Linked DNA regions of Mus musculus: region 1 is linked to region 2. A link is a contact called in ENCODE Hi-C data. All regions are on one chromosome and are shown on one strand. Each heading gives the region's core, a stretch centred on a gene start or an enhancer-like site at or near the end of the contact. The rest is flanking DNA. Distances are from core to core; before and after follow the strand shown. Region 1 holds the start of Cspg5 (chondroitin sulfate proteoglycan 5). Region 2 holds the start of Celsr3 (cadherin, EGF LAG seven-pass G-type receptor 3).

Evidence for each region. Hi-C counts contacts between places; a loop is a spot of excess contacts on that map.
Region 1: a map of T-helper 1 cell shows a loop between it and region 2 (2.8-fold over the local background). The contact joins the promoter of Cspg5 here to the promoter of Celsr3 in region 2. A Hi-C loop is called at or near these places in 2 of 37 maps with a recorded cell type or tissue (T-helper 1 cell and regulatory T cell).

Annotation. Positions count from the first base shown.
Region 1 is chr9:110,239,438-110,247,201 of GRCm38, forward strand. Cspg5 (chondroitin sulfate proteoglycan 5) reads left to right here and starts at 4,346. Exons shown (of 5, transcript NM_013884.3): 1 at 4,346-6,257; 2 at 6,858-7,764. The coding sequence starts at 6,161. It overlaps Smarcc1 (SWI/SNF related, matrix associated, actin dependent regulator of chromatin, subfamily c, member 1), which reads left to right. Exons shown (of 28, transcript NM_009211.2): 28 at 1-741. It also overlaps the pseudogene Rn4.5s-ps2.
Region 2 is chr9:108,821,029-108,827,916 of GRCm38, forward strand. Celsr3 (cadherin, EGF LAG seven-pass G-type receptor 3) reads left to right here and starts at 5,017. Exons shown (of 36, transcript NM_001359572.1): 1 at 5,017-6,888. The coding sequence starts at 5,292. Gm35025 (a long non-coding RNA gene) reads right to left here and starts at 5,092. Exons shown (of 2, transcript XR_871161.3): 1 at 3,454-5,092; 2 at 2,095-3,337.

The sequences.
Region 1 (7,764 bases), core at 3,096-5,595, 1.4 Mb after region 2:
TAAAGCTTTATGTATGAGAGCTATAGGTAGGCATTTCTTAATAACACAAAAACCTACAGTTGAGATTTGCCTTTAAGACTCTTGGTTTTCCTCTAACCAGGAGCCCACGTCACCGCCAGAGTCCTGGAGCTAGAGCTAATGACTCCAGAGCCTTGGGGTGGAAATGGAGATTCGCTTATTCCCTGGGTGCTTGTTTTTCCTCCAGGAAAACCCCGGTGTCTTCTGACCGCAGCCAGGGTTGCCCTCCTTCCCTCCATTCTCTCCCAAAGTAAATTGACTCCAGCACTTGCCTTCTCCCCGGAGTCCTAGGGGAGGTATAGGACTCTGCTTGTCTGTAACCTGAGGTCTGTAATGTGATTGCTTTCCAGTTTTGAGAGATGCAAGTGGGAATAGTTTTTACATTGTTGATAATCTATAGAACCTAAGTTCAACACTTCAACACAGCTCTTTCCATGACTGTCAGTTAGGTATCATTCCTGTAATAACACCCATCCAGTTTTGTGAGGGGCGGGCTTGGATACTGTGTGGTTTTTGTACAAATGTGTTTCTCAGTGTGGGTTTTTGTTTTTTGTTGGGTTTTTTTTTTTTTTTTGGTGTTTTTTTGTTTGTTTATTTGTTTTTTTTCTTTAGGTTTTGTTCTAATGAGGTAAAGGAGCTTTGAGAGTTTGGGAGAAAATGAATGAAAGTGGCTTAATGTCCCTCGTTTGCATTGAATAAATGAAATACCATTTATGAATTCTAGTCCCATTCTCTGCATTCATCCATTCATTTCTAGTGTGTCCTGTAAAGAAAGAGTACTCAGTCTCACCTGGGCCTGGTTAGATCTTAAAATGCCGTTGCTCGGGGCCTTTACACGTGCTTTAGTGTGAATGGATGCCTTCCCCTTCATCAAAGGAAGATGAGGAGGACATCCTGCCTCCTCCCAGGGGAACAGCCCTAGTGAGCCAGAGTTAGTCAGGTACCGCTTAGATGGAACCCGGTCTCATCAGCCGATAAGAGGTGCTTGCAACCAAGCCTGATGACATAAGTTCAGTCCCGTGGCTACACACATAGTGGGAGAGAACTGACTCCCAAGAATTGTCCTCTGGCCTTCACATGCACACTAGAATTACATACATATATATTTATATGGGTTTAATTTTTAAGATAGAGTCTCACTGTTGTACCATCTTGACTGGCCTGGAATTCACTATACAGATCAGTCTGGTTTTGCACTAACAGATATCCATCTGCCTCTCAAATACTAGAATTAAAAACGAATACCACCACGTCTGGCTTTAAACTTTTTCTTCTTAAAAAGGTTATGTGGTACAAAACTCTACAAATCCTTCTTAGGACATTTTATCCAATAAAAATAGGAGATCCTGCTATGTTTGAAGTGTATCACAGCTGTAAGTAAAGTAGCCAGGCTGTGCCATCCAAGCCACCAGAATGTAAAACAGTTAATAAATAGCAGCATTTCACATAGGGCAAGCATCCTTGAAGAAAATGAAAGTAATTTACAGTATCCTGATGGCAGGAAAGGCATTGTGGTACAAGCAAGACCTATCCAAAAAGTTTTTTGGTTTTTTTTTCCCCCCTGGAGAAAACTGAGAATGTAAAATCTGAACTGAGTGGTCTATAATTTCTGTATACTATCCTGAATTCAGTTCCTAGTGGGAGGTGCAACATGGATTCTGATGTGTGCTGCCTATGGAATCCTGGGGCTGGGGAGGGACTAGACTTTATTAATCCTGGGAATGTATATCTCTATCATAAAGGGCAGAGGCGAGTGGATCTCTTGTGACCCCACCTAGGGCTACATAGTGAGGTGGGGGAAGGACTTTAGTCCTGAGCTTGTGACAGAGACCTTATACCAGGTTGCTATAAAGAATGGTTGATGAGCCTGGTAGTAGTGCCTCGTACCTTTAATCTCAGCAGGAATGGAATCAGGCGAATCTCCAGAACAGCCAAGGCTACACAGAGAGAAATGCCATCTGGGAAAAAGCAGAAGAAAGAATGGATAGCGGGAGCCAGGCGTGGTTGGCATGGTTGACTTCTTTCATAGCTTTTGCATTTTCAAAGGGCTGAAGACGCTGATAGTGGCCTGGCTGTGGTAACACTTTAATCCCAGCACTGGCAGGCAGATCTCGGAGTTTGAGGACAGCCAGAGCTACGCAGATAATCCCTGTCCCAGGGATGTAGGGATGGCTAATGAGACGGGAAATTTAGTGAACCTGTTACAATTAATACCCTTGTACCTTCTGGGACCAGCCGACTCTGTTCTGACTCCTGAGAAAACCAGGGGGTTCCTGTGTTTGTTTTTCTGCTATGCAGAAATTGGAGGTAGTCGGTTGTGGTGGCACACGCTGGTAGGATTTGCTGAAGGGAGGCAGAGGCAGGAGGATCACGAGTTCGAGGCCAGCCTGGGCTACACATTAAAAGAAAGAAATCTGGGGGTAATCCTTAACTACTTGTCCGCGCCCCCCACCCCTGGCAAGCTTTTGAATGCTCTTGTAGCTTCATGGAGAGCAGCTGTGCTGACAGAGACCACCTGCCCTAAAGGTAGTTCGTGAAAACCTTAGCAAAGTAGTGACAGCACCGTAGGCACCTGACAGTAAGGGAGCTAGATCTTTCTCCTTTCCTAGCCACCTGTGGTTGGCTCTCCTACGGTCACACGGAGCAAGTGTGGGGCTGAGAGGTCGTGAGTCTGGCTTGGCCTTGACACTGACAGACTTCTGATAGCCATCTGGATTGTAGCATCCCTGCCTTCATGTATCCCAGGACAACCTTCAGCTTCTGATCTTCCTGCATCTACTGACCATGTGCCACCCAGCTAAGGGTCATCTTATTCTGCAACACCTGCAGGGTCCCTGAGAAGTCCTTAGTCCTCTTCCCAGGCAGCAGGTGTCATCTGCATTAGTTGAGTGTTTTCTCCTAACTGGCCTGGCTTTAGAGTTAGTTAATAAATTCAAAATCCCTTTGCATCATAATAACAAACCATTGCCTGGCAAAATAACCACCCCAAGGTTTGTGATAACCCTTTTCTGAAATGAGAACACTCAGTCTTTGTGAGGAAGTTTTGTCAACACAAAAGCCCTTTAGCCCGTCCCTTCCTACCAGGAATGGTGTGAGTAGACCTATTCCTAGTAGCCCATTCTGCACCCCACCCCCCACAAAAGCAATCGCTTGTCTCCATGCCTAAGATCAGAAGCTTGATCATTCTGTGGTGGTCATTAGTAACAGCTAGACATAGCAGCATAGCGGCATACCTGTACTCCTGGAACATGGGAGGTAGAGACAGGAGGGTTAGGAATTTAAGGTTGGCTTCAGGTCTGTAAAGATTGTTGCCAACCTGGGTTATGAGGGAAGGTCTCAAGGGGCTGAAGCATTAAATGCCCAGGTAAAAGTGGATGCTGGGCTGGGTAAGGAGACAAGGCTTCTATTGTCCTACTCTGCATCCTGCTCCTTTTGAAATGCAAGAAAGGAAATGAGGGTCTGTAGTGCACAAACAGCGACTTAGAACTGTTTGTAACAACAGTTCTAGCGCTTGACTCTTCTGACTCTTTGGATACCAGATATGGGTGTTGTGCAGATACTTGCAAGCAAAACACCCGTGTACATGAATTTAAAGGGTGATATAAGAAGCCTCCATATTCAGATGAATACAGCTTTTAAAAAGGAAAGCCAAAATTTGAATATGTTGGTGTTTATACTGAGGATTTAAAGTCAAATTGATGTTCTCCATCCAGACCAAATTATGTGTGGTCATGGTATGGGAGCAGTGGTGGTAGCATCAGTGAAGCAGGTGTCTTTTCTGCACTTAAGGGTGTGTACGGCAGTCATGGCAATGGTCTTTATGGCTCTGCTTGGCTTTGGAGACAAATTACCAAAACAGTAGGAAAGAGGCATGAAGAAGCCATTGCCATACAAAGCATGTGTAGCGCCCAGATGGCGCATGATGTGAATAGAGGACACGTGGAAGCTATAGATAGGCAGTGGTGGTTTCCTTGTTCTAGTTCTCATATCACTTCATGCACGCACACACCATACATTTGACACTGCTTGCCAGATCCTTTCATGCTGGAGTCGCCAGTGACTAACTCGGGGGACACACAGATTTGATGCTAAATCTTGTTCTTCTCACCACAGAATGGGCATTGCCCAATTACTCTGTTCTCAGTGTTAGGGAGGAGCAGAAGGCCAGAGGTTGGTTGGTTTGCTTGCTTGCTTGCTTGCTTGCTTGCTTGCTTAGTACCAAATTGGTGCTGGATATATAGCTCACTGACATCACTTTACTTGCATGCACAAGGCCCTGGGTTCAGTTTCAGACAACTTAAACAAAATTGAAAAAAGTGGTAGCAGAATTTCTCTGCAGGGAGGGGAGAAGATAGTTGAGGAAGGAAATATTTCACATTCGCTTGTTTGTTCTACTGATCAAAACAGAATTTAAAAGGATAGTTACGGGTGGGAAATAGGGTAGATAGAAGGATTTGGTTGGTTAGTTGGTTCTAGACAGGGATTACAGACATAAGCTACCATAACCAGCAAATACAATTATTTTGCAGTACTAGGAATTGAACCTGAAGTCTCACTCATTTTAGGCAAGTGCTCTCCCTAACTCTTAAGTGTTTTACCATAAGTAGGAAAAGACTTTATTGTGACCATGCCCTAGCATGAAAGGACTTACATAGGATCTCCTGTGTGGTAGGAACTTCCACCAACATCCACTTTTGACAACTACCACCCAGGAATTGAAGAGAGAAATAGGTATTATATCTGGGTAAGCAAGCCCCCTCTTGACTGGAACTCCAAACTAGGACACGTATGTCTGGTTGCCACTCTCTAGATGTCATACAGACCCTACATAGCCACCTCCGAGCCAGGATATAAGAGCCTAGCTGCTGGAATTTTGTCAGCCTTGAGGGGACTCTAAGCTGCAACCATACTTGTGAGAGAAAAGGAGTGTTGAACCAAGGCAACTCACTAGAAGACAGGTATGAGACAGATTAAATGATGGTCCTCCATCTTGTTCATATTTGGTCACTGACAGAAGACTATCAACACCAGCATCGCCCTTGGACTAACCCTTGGACTGAGCTGAACATGATCATTTAGGTCGATAATAAAACATCAATATGTAGGCTATTTGGAGGCGGGGAAAGCCAGGTGACTAAGCTGTAGTTCTGCCTCCCTTCCAACAGGTCTCCCAGTAAGCAGTGAACCTGGGTTAGGAACAGAGACCTCTCTCTCCACGTTGCATGTGCACCTGGCAGTGATCTAGACCTCTTGGTTTAACCAGGAACTTGGGTTTGGGTAGTACTGGTCACCTGCGGAAGGCCGCCCTGGATTTAGAAAACGCAAGGTGGAGTCCAAATACTGGGGACCGGATAACACGTTGGGTGGACCTGGCTGTGCAAGATTTAAACTAATGGCTTTGGCTGTGGACAGATTAGGTCTGATCCAATTAGAGCCTAGGCCGTAGTATTCGCCTCCTTGCCAGGCTCTGTCGATGTTCTCCCTGCTCTCCGGAAGAAGACTTAGAGTCGGACTGGAGAACCTTCTGGACACCGAATTCTGGATTGGCACCGGACAGTCCGTGCCCCGGGCTCCGCTCTCTCCACACTGGGGGCGCGGGCTTCCGCCCCCTGTGGCCCTTCCGAGCCCCGCCCCGAGCCTGCGGGTGTCGGAGCCCGCGACGTCCCCGCCTCCCCTGCGCGCGCGTGGCGGGTGGGTTCCTCGCAGGTCCGCGGCCCAGCGCGCTCAGCACTGGAAGCGCAAGCGGGCCCCGTGGGCTGCCGCCGGTGCACCTGTCGGCTTCCCCCAGTGGCTCTGCTGCCGCCCCTGCGCGCCGCGCTTGCATCGCTCTCCACGTCCCGTGCCAGAGGGGTCTGACTGTCCCCTGGCGAGGAAGACCGAGAGGGGCCGGCGTCAACGCGACGTGCTGCGGGGCGGGCGGAGTGGGGGCGGCGCCGAACGCGGCAGCGGCAAGCGGCAGCGGCGGCGCGGGAGGCGGGGAGGCGCGGCGCTCGGAGGACAGCGGCTGACGGCGGCATGCGGCGGCTCATGCTGCCCACCGTGGGCTGAGGCGGCCGCACACGGGCGGCAGGCGCAGCGGCCGGGCAAGCCGAGGGCGCAGCCAAGCCGCGCGCACCGCGCACAGCGGCAGGGGCTCCGCGCAATGGGCCGAGCTGGAGGCGGGGGCCCGGACTGGGGGCCGCCGCCAGTGCTGCTGCTTCTGGGGGTCACGCTGGTGCTCACCGCTGGGGCCGTACCGGGTAGGTATCCACCCGGACCGGGACCCCAGCCAGCCCCTTGCGCCCCACCCCATGCCAGGGTCTCGCTGACTTCAGGTCCAGGTGGAGTCCCCAAGCCCTGACAAGGGGGCGGGGCACCGCCTGGCCTACAGCCCGGGACCCGGCGGGAAAGGGGAGGAGGAGAGGACCTGTAGGGGGTGGAGGACACAGGCCAACGGGGAGCAGCCCATAGCCTGTGAACAGACAGCAGGGTGGGCTAGGGTGGGGGTGGGGTCTTGAGGTAGGGGCGGGGTCTGATCGGGGGCGGGGGGCCTAGATGCGATTTGTGGGCGAGGCTGCGGGACGGGGCGGGGTCCGGAAGATGAGGCAAGGATGAGCCAAAGTTGGGGGAGTACCCTGACCTCGTCTCGCAGACTGCGGGTGCTATTTGGGGCGGGAAACCATAGGCAATGTGTATTTACCAAGCTTGGGAGGCAGATTCAGGGGCGGGCCTTAGAAATGGGGCGTGGCCTTAGAAACCAAAGCAATGTCCCAGGGTGGACCTAGGTCTACAGGATCTACCTCAGCCTCTCACCGGGACATGCCACCTTGACACCCTGCCCCTTGCCCTCCCTCCCACAGCACGGGAAACAGGCAGTGCGATCGAGGCTGAAGAGCTGGTGAGGAGCAGCCTGGCATGGGAGTCGCGTGCCAATGACACGCGGGAGGAAGCCGGCCTGCCAGCAGCTGGGGAAGATGAGACCTCGTGGACAGAGCGGGGCAGTGAGATGGCTGCGGTGGGCCCTGGGGTCGGGCCAGAGGAGGCACTAGAGGCATCGGCTGCAGTGACTGGCACTGCCTGGCTAGAGGCAGATGGCCCAGGCCTGGGTGGAGTGACTGCAGAGGCTGGCAGTGGCGACGCCCAGACCCTTCCAGCTACGCTCCAGGCTCCTGATGAGGCCCTTGGGTCATCTACAATGCCCCCTGCCATCCCTGAGGCTACTGAAACCAGTGGACCTCCCTCCCCTGCTGTCCATGATAAGCCTAGTGTAGGCCCTGAACTCCCTAAAGAGATCCCCTTGGAGGTTCGGCTGAACCTGGGAGGCAGCACACCAGAGCCCACTTTTCCCCTTCAGGGCACTCTCGAGACCCAACCAGCCTCAGATATAATTGACATTGATTACTTTGAAGGATTGGATAGTGAGGGTCGTGGTGCAGACATGGGCAGCTTCCCGGGGTCACCAGGAACCTCAGAAAATCACCCTGATACCGAAGGAGAGACCCCTTCCTGGAGCCTGCTTGATTTGTATGATGACTTCACCCCTTTTGATGAGTCTGATTTCTACCCCACCACATCCTTCTATGATGATTTGGAAGAGGAGGAAGAAGAGGAGGAGGATAAGGATACAGTAGGAGGTGGAGACCTGGAAGATGAAAACGACCTTCTCCTGCCCTCTCAAAAGCCTGGTGTGGGGCCTGGGACAGGACAGCCCACCAACCGGTGGCATGCTGTTCCCCCACAGCATACTCTGGGGATGGTACCTGGCAG
Region 2 (6,888 bases), core at 3,767-6,266:
CTCCTGCACAACTTTTTTTTTGAGGGGTAGAGAGTCCAGCTCTGTCCTCAAAAGACATTGACTGAGGCTGCAATGAGGAGAAATCTGATTATTTTTTCTTTTAATATGTCTGTGTGCGCTGTAGTGTGTGTGAGCACTCGTGTGCAGATGCATATGCAGATAGAGGCCCAAGCCCGGTGGGCGTTTCCCCCATAGCTCCTAGCCTTATTCACTGAAGCAGAGTCTCTCAGTTGAACCCAGAGCTCAGCAATACAGCATGAATAGCAATACCGCTAGTATGCATAGCCAGATGTTTCAAGGATACCCATCTGCCCTCTGAACTTGAGAATTGTGAACAGGCTGTCACATCCATCCAATATTCACGTGGGTGCTGGAGATCTGAACTCTAGTCCTCACACTTATATGAGAAGTGCCTTAGCTGCTGAGCCATCAACCCAGTCTTTCCCCCTTTTAATGGAAGAATAGCACACCATGATAAGTGCAATATTCAAAGACTTGCACCTTTTCATTAGTTTCCTGGCTATTCAATTACTTTCCATTGTAATGCTTATTTAATCATTTATCCATATATCTACTGATTTGTGTATTTTTATAGATTTATTTCTTTATCTTATGTATGTGAGTACACTGTAGCTGCACATAGTTGTGAGCCTTCATGTGGTTGTTGGGAATTGAATCTAGGACCTCTGCTCGCTCCTGTTGACCCCGCTTGCTCTGGTCAGCCCAAAGATTTATTATTATTATATATAAGTATGCTGTAGCTGTTTTCAGACATGCCAGAAGAGGACGTCAGATCTCACTGTGGGTGGTTGTGAGCCACCAGATGGTTTCTGGGATTTGAACTCAGGACCTTTGTAAATGCAGTCAGTGCTTTTACCCGCTGAGCCATCTCACCAGCCCCTGATTTGTGTATTTTTATTGACTTATATATGTATTCAACATGAGTCCTTAAATTTTATACTTATATATAGTCAGTCAGTCTGTCTGTCCGTCCGTCCATCCATCCATCCATCCATCCATCCATCCATCCATCCATCCATCCAATCTATCATCTGTCCATCAAGATCTATGTTACCTTAACATGAATAACTTTCCTATTTCAGTCTTCAAAGAGGCTGAGTCTGTAGGATCACAGGACTGCAGTGGGTTGGTTAATATTCTTTTGTTGTTGTTATTGTTGCTATTGTTATTTGAAACATGGTCTCACTATCTAGCCCTAGCCAACAGGTAACTGATATCTTACTATCTCAGCCCAGTACTGGGACTGCAAGTATGTAACAACACACCTGGCTGGCTCCCTTCTTAATATTGCCACTGAATAAGAATAATTTGTTCACTGGAACTGGGTGTGGTAGCACACACTTTAAATCCCAGCACTCGGGAGGCAGAGGCAGGTGGATCTCTGTGAGTTTGAAGCCAGCCTGGTCTCCAAAGAGAGCTCCAGGACAGCCACCAAGGCTGTCACAAACATAAACCTTGTCTCAAGAAACAAACAAACAAACAAACAAACAAACAAAGCTAATTGTAATGTAGTCCAGTTTATTGATGTTTTTCATTTGTTTGTTTAGTACATTTTTATGTTTTATTAAAAATCATTTCTTTAGCTGGGTGATGGCACACTCCTCTAATCCCAGCACTCAGGAGGCAAGCAGGTGGATCTCTGAGAGTTCAAGGCCAGCCTGGTCTACAGAGTTCCAGGATAGCCAGGGCTATACAGAAAAACTCTATCACAAAACAAAACAAAACAAAACAAAACAAAACAAAACAAAACAAAACTAATAGGTTCTCTAAACAATTGGTCCATTTCTCCAGTCCCATGTCCAACAACTTTTTAAAGCTCACTTTAACAACTTCCTTTTAGTGAGGCTGGAGTTAAGAGCATTTGTTGCTCTTGCAGATTGCCCAGGTTTCAGTTACCAGCACTCACACGGCAGTTCACAGCCATCTGTAACGTTACCTCTTGGGGAATCTGATGCCCTATATTGACTTCTGCACGCACCAGACACATGTGTGGCACATACACGTATGCAGGCAATACACTCATACACATCAGACAAATCTAATACACAAGCAAAATGACAATCACCTTTAGTGTCCCTTGGATTTTTAAATTTTATTTTTAGAACAGGCCCTCAGGTAACTCTGTGTCTGAAGACCTTGAACTTCTGACCGTCCTTCCTCTACCTCCTGAGTGCTAGGATCCCAGGCCTGCCTGCTACAGCTGGTGTGTTCAGGGCTGAGGATCTACCCCAGGGCTTCAGACAGAAGCAAGCACTCCACTAAGTGCTCACCCTTTCTTTGGATTTTTTTTTTACTTACACAATCATATTGACTGTGGACACGATTTTTCCATCTTAACCTCCATATTCTTTTCAATTGGTTTTCTTGCCCTACCACACTGATTGCCTAGGTCCTCTAACATACTAACGCTGTGGCCATGCATGTAAAATGAGACCAATTAACACAATTATGTGTTTTTCCACAGCAGTCCTCAACAGCTCCACATGTGAGATATAGTATGTTCTACTTTGAGTTTGGTTATAGCCCAGTGAAAAGCTGAGGAGATACAGCCAGTATTCTATGTGTGCTTGTTTTGTTTTGAGACAGGATCTTACTATGTAGCGAAGGCTGGTCCCAAACTCAGAGATCTACCAGTCTCTGTCTCTTGGGTGCTAGGATTAAAGGTCTGTGACCCCACATCAAGACCAGAGTCTCTCTTTTGTTTATGGTGCTGGGGATTGAGCTCAGGGCCTTGATGTGCAGAATGTGCACACATTCTACAAGGAAATTCTAACAGAAAAGATAGGTCCCGTGAAGCTCTCATCACTACTGTCTGGTCTTGCCTCACATCAAATCTGCGTCTCTGAGACCTGCGTAGACCCTGCAATTGGAACTATTGAGAAGGCCACCTGGAGGTCTTACTTGTTCCTAGGAGGTAGGGACAAAGCTGGTCTTGGAAGCAGAGGGAGGAACCAACAGCATTTCATTTGAAAGTGTGGATGGTTGTCAGAGGACAACTTTGTGGGGTCGGTCTTCCACTCTTACATGGGATCCAGGGATCAAACTCGGGCGTTCAAGCTTGGACACCAAGCACCTTCACCAGCTGAACCTCCTTTAGGCTCCTCATTTTTCTCTTTCCAGGAAGTGCATTGGGAGCGACTACTGTGGGTTGGACACAGAAGTGAGGATATGTGAGAAAACAAGGTGAGGGAACGGCTTACCAACAGCAGCCACAAACGGGGGAAAAGTGGGAGACAGTCTCACGCCCGCAGCCGCCTCGAATGTCGTCTCTAGTAGACGCCACGGAGACGTCAAAGGTGGAGGCCAGTCACCAGCCCTGCATGAGGGGAAAACGGAACGATTTCCCTCAGCCAAGGTGCCTTACTTAACACATCTGCCCACGCGGCAAGAGCCGGGATGGCATCCTAAAAGTGCTGCTCAGGCAACTCGTACCGGAAGTCCAGATCCCTAAGGTCATTCAGGGGTCTCCTCTGTGATTCCAGCTGGTTTCCTCCTTGTTCAACCTGAGATTTGCGCTTTCCACTAGCTAGTCTGTGGACCCACAGAGCGGCGGGCGCTTCAAAACCAGGTCCCGCTCCTCTCTTCTCTAGTCAGGAACTACAATCCTACGGAGTACTTTCTTTAGTGCCGCTGTACATAGTCCACCTACACGCACAAATGGTGTATCTGTCACGGAACTCTGACTTGAGTCTTAAGACTTAACGACCCCAAACACTACAGCTGATACCCATGGGTCAGATCACAGCAGCCTCGTCCAGTGCAACCCGAGTGAGCCAAACCTCCCCGAAGCAAAGAAACCCAGGAGCGAGAGAATGCGTTGATTGGTTGCTGGTGATGTCATAGCTACCATTTGGGGGCGGGCCAGAGGTCTTGGCCAGGAGTTCTTGGACTGTTTGAAGTAGTAACCACTCAGCCGGGGGAACCGCACCCAGGGCAATGTTCTGGGGTCCTAGGCCTGACTCCTGTCTCGGTGTCAGAATGAATGAGTCCCCTGCACCTTGCGTTGCAGCTCATCACCGATGCCAAGTTTGGAGGCTGATCAATATAGCGCGTCTTTTGGATTATTTCTGCTGGCTAGCGTGGAACCCGCGAGGCCCTCCTACCTCCCGCATACAATGGAGTCCTCCGAGAGGGGCGGGGTCTCCCATTGTGCCAATAGAAACAATGACACTCTAATTGGAATGCGCCGCCTTTCTCTAGGATTCTGTGACGTCTGTTGCGCCACATCTAGCTATTGGTTGGTTGAGATGCGCGCGTGCCAGGAGTTGGACGGAAAGCTAGACTGGACCAGGACTAGGGAGAACTGAGCTTCTGTCGGGTTCTTCAAGGGGTTAAAGGATGCAGTTGTCGCAGGCGAGGGGGCGGAGATCTGAGGAAGCTGGGTCCACAGTTGTACAACCCTGGGTTCCACGTGGCATCTCAGAACACTGGAAAGAACCATAGCCTAGAGAGACGTGGTGTCTCTCCCAAGTCTGGGAGACCGCTAGTGACTCTCGTGGCGGAGAAGAGTTGGCTTCTCTTCCTGTCTCAGAAGGGTCGTTTTCAGATCCTGTTCTGTAGGAGCAAACAAGGAGATTTTTGCGACATGTTTCTCATAAGTTAAACTTGTTAATAAACAGTTAACGCTATTGTTTGAACCAGGCCGGTGTCTGGCCATTATTTTCACAGTCCCAGGATTCTATATGGTAACCCTTCCCAGACCGATGACAGCACATTTTCAAACCAAAATGGGTGTTAGGGCTCGGAACTAGCGCTCTAAAGGGAGACGAGATTCTCGGTCTGAAGAAAGACTAGGAAGCCACGCTGGAATAGCGCACTAGGATGAGAGGGAGGGCGGTGGCAGAGTAGCGGAGAAACTCCCAGCTCCGTTCAGCACCGTGGGCAGCACTTCTGTTCTCAATAAAGATGGCGGTAACGGCTTCAGTCGCCAGAACTGCCATGCGCGACGGGCTGTACCACCAGGTTTGGGGCATCGGGGCGGAGGTGGAGCAAACCATCGGAGCGGCCGGGAGCCATGTTGGAGCGTCGGGAGGCGGCAGCGGCGTCGGGGATGCTGTGGTGGGGGCGGCAAAAGCCGGGGCCGTATGCCAAAGGGGCTCTGGCCGCGGAGTAGATGGTGCCCAGAGAGCAGTGGCGGCGCGGAGCGACGGGCAGAGGGGCGGAGGGCCGGGGCGGCGGCAGGGGCCCAGGAGGGGGCCAGAGCAGCGGGGCGGGCCCAAGGCCCGGACCCGGGCGGGGGGCGGCGGAGGCCGTGACGGGAGGCGGGGGTGATGGCGAGGCGGCCTCTATGGTGGGGTCTCCCGGGACCGTCGACCCCGGTACTACTGCTCCTTCTCCTCTCTTTGTTCCCTTTTAGCCGGGAGGAGCTGGGGGGCGGTGGGGACCAGGACTGGGACCCAGGGGTTGCTACTACTACTGGGCCAAGAGCGCAAATCGGCAGTGGAGCCGTAGCTCTTTGTCCCGAATCTCCCGGCGTCTGGGAAGATGGAGATCCTGGCCTGGGGGTCAGGGAGCCTGTCTTCATGAGGCTCCGAGTAGGTAGGCAAAACGCCCGGAATGGTCGAGGGGCCCCTGAGCAACCAAACGCGGAGGTGGTGGTCCAGGCATTGGGTAGTCGCGAGCAAGAGGCAGGTCAGGGTCCAGGGTATCTGTTATGTTGGCACCCAGAGATCTCCTCTTGTGGGCGGACAGGGCCTTTACGAAGAGGTAGCCTGCCACTCGATGCTCTGTCCCCAGGGGATTCTGATCTGAGGAACAGCTCTCCTCACCCTTCAGAACTTCTGGCTCAGCCTGATGGCTCCAGGCCAGTGGCCTTCCAGCGTAATGCTAGGAGAAGCATCCGCAAAAGAGTGGAAACCTCTCGCTGCTGCGGGAAGCTGTGGGAGCCAGGACACAAGGGTCAGGGTGAGAGATCCGCGACTTCCACAGTGGACAGGGGACCCTTTCGGCGGGACTGCCTCCCCGGCTCTTTAGGATCTGGCCTGGGGGAGGATTCAGCACCACGTGCTGTGAGGACAGCTCCTACGCCGGGTTCAGCACCTCGCGAGTCTCGGACAGCTCCCGGGCGCATGCGCTCCCGCGGTCTCTTCCGCCGCCGTTTCCTCTTTGAGCGCCCTGGGCCGCGCCCTCCCGGGTTTCCGACTGGTCCTGAAGCCAAGCAAATACTCTCAACTAACCAGGCTCGTCCTCGTCGTGCTGCAAACCGCCACCCGCAGTTTCCTCAATACAACTACCAGACACTGGTACCTGAAAATGAGGCAGCGGGCACATCAGTACTGCGCGTGGTGGCACAAGACCCGGACCCAGGCGAGGCCGGGCGCCTCATCTACTCGCTGGCGGCGCTCATGAACAGCCGCTCGCTGGAGCTTTTCAGTATTGATCCTCAGAGTGGCCTCATCCGCACGGCTGCCGCTCTGGATCGTGAGAGTATGGAACGCCACTACCTTCGAGTAACAGCACAGGACCACGGCTCACCGCGCCTCTCAGCTACCACCATGGTGGCGGTGACAGTAGCTGACCGCAACGATCACGCGCCAGTGTTTGAGCAAGCCCAGTATCGGGAAACACTTCGTGAGAATGTGGAAGAAGGTTACCCCATCCTGCAGTTGCGTGCCACCGACGGCGACGCGCCACCTAACGCCAACCTGCGCTACCGCTTCGTGGGATCGCCAGCTGTGCGCACCGCAGCCGCCGCTGCTTTCGAGATTGATCCACGTTCGGGTCTTATCAGCACCAGTGGCCGCGTGGACAGGGAACACATGGAAAGCTATGAGCTAGTAGTAGAGGCTAGTGACCAGGGCCAGGAGCCTGGGCCACGTTCAGCCACCGTGCGAGTGCACATAACTGTGCTGGATGAGAATGATAATG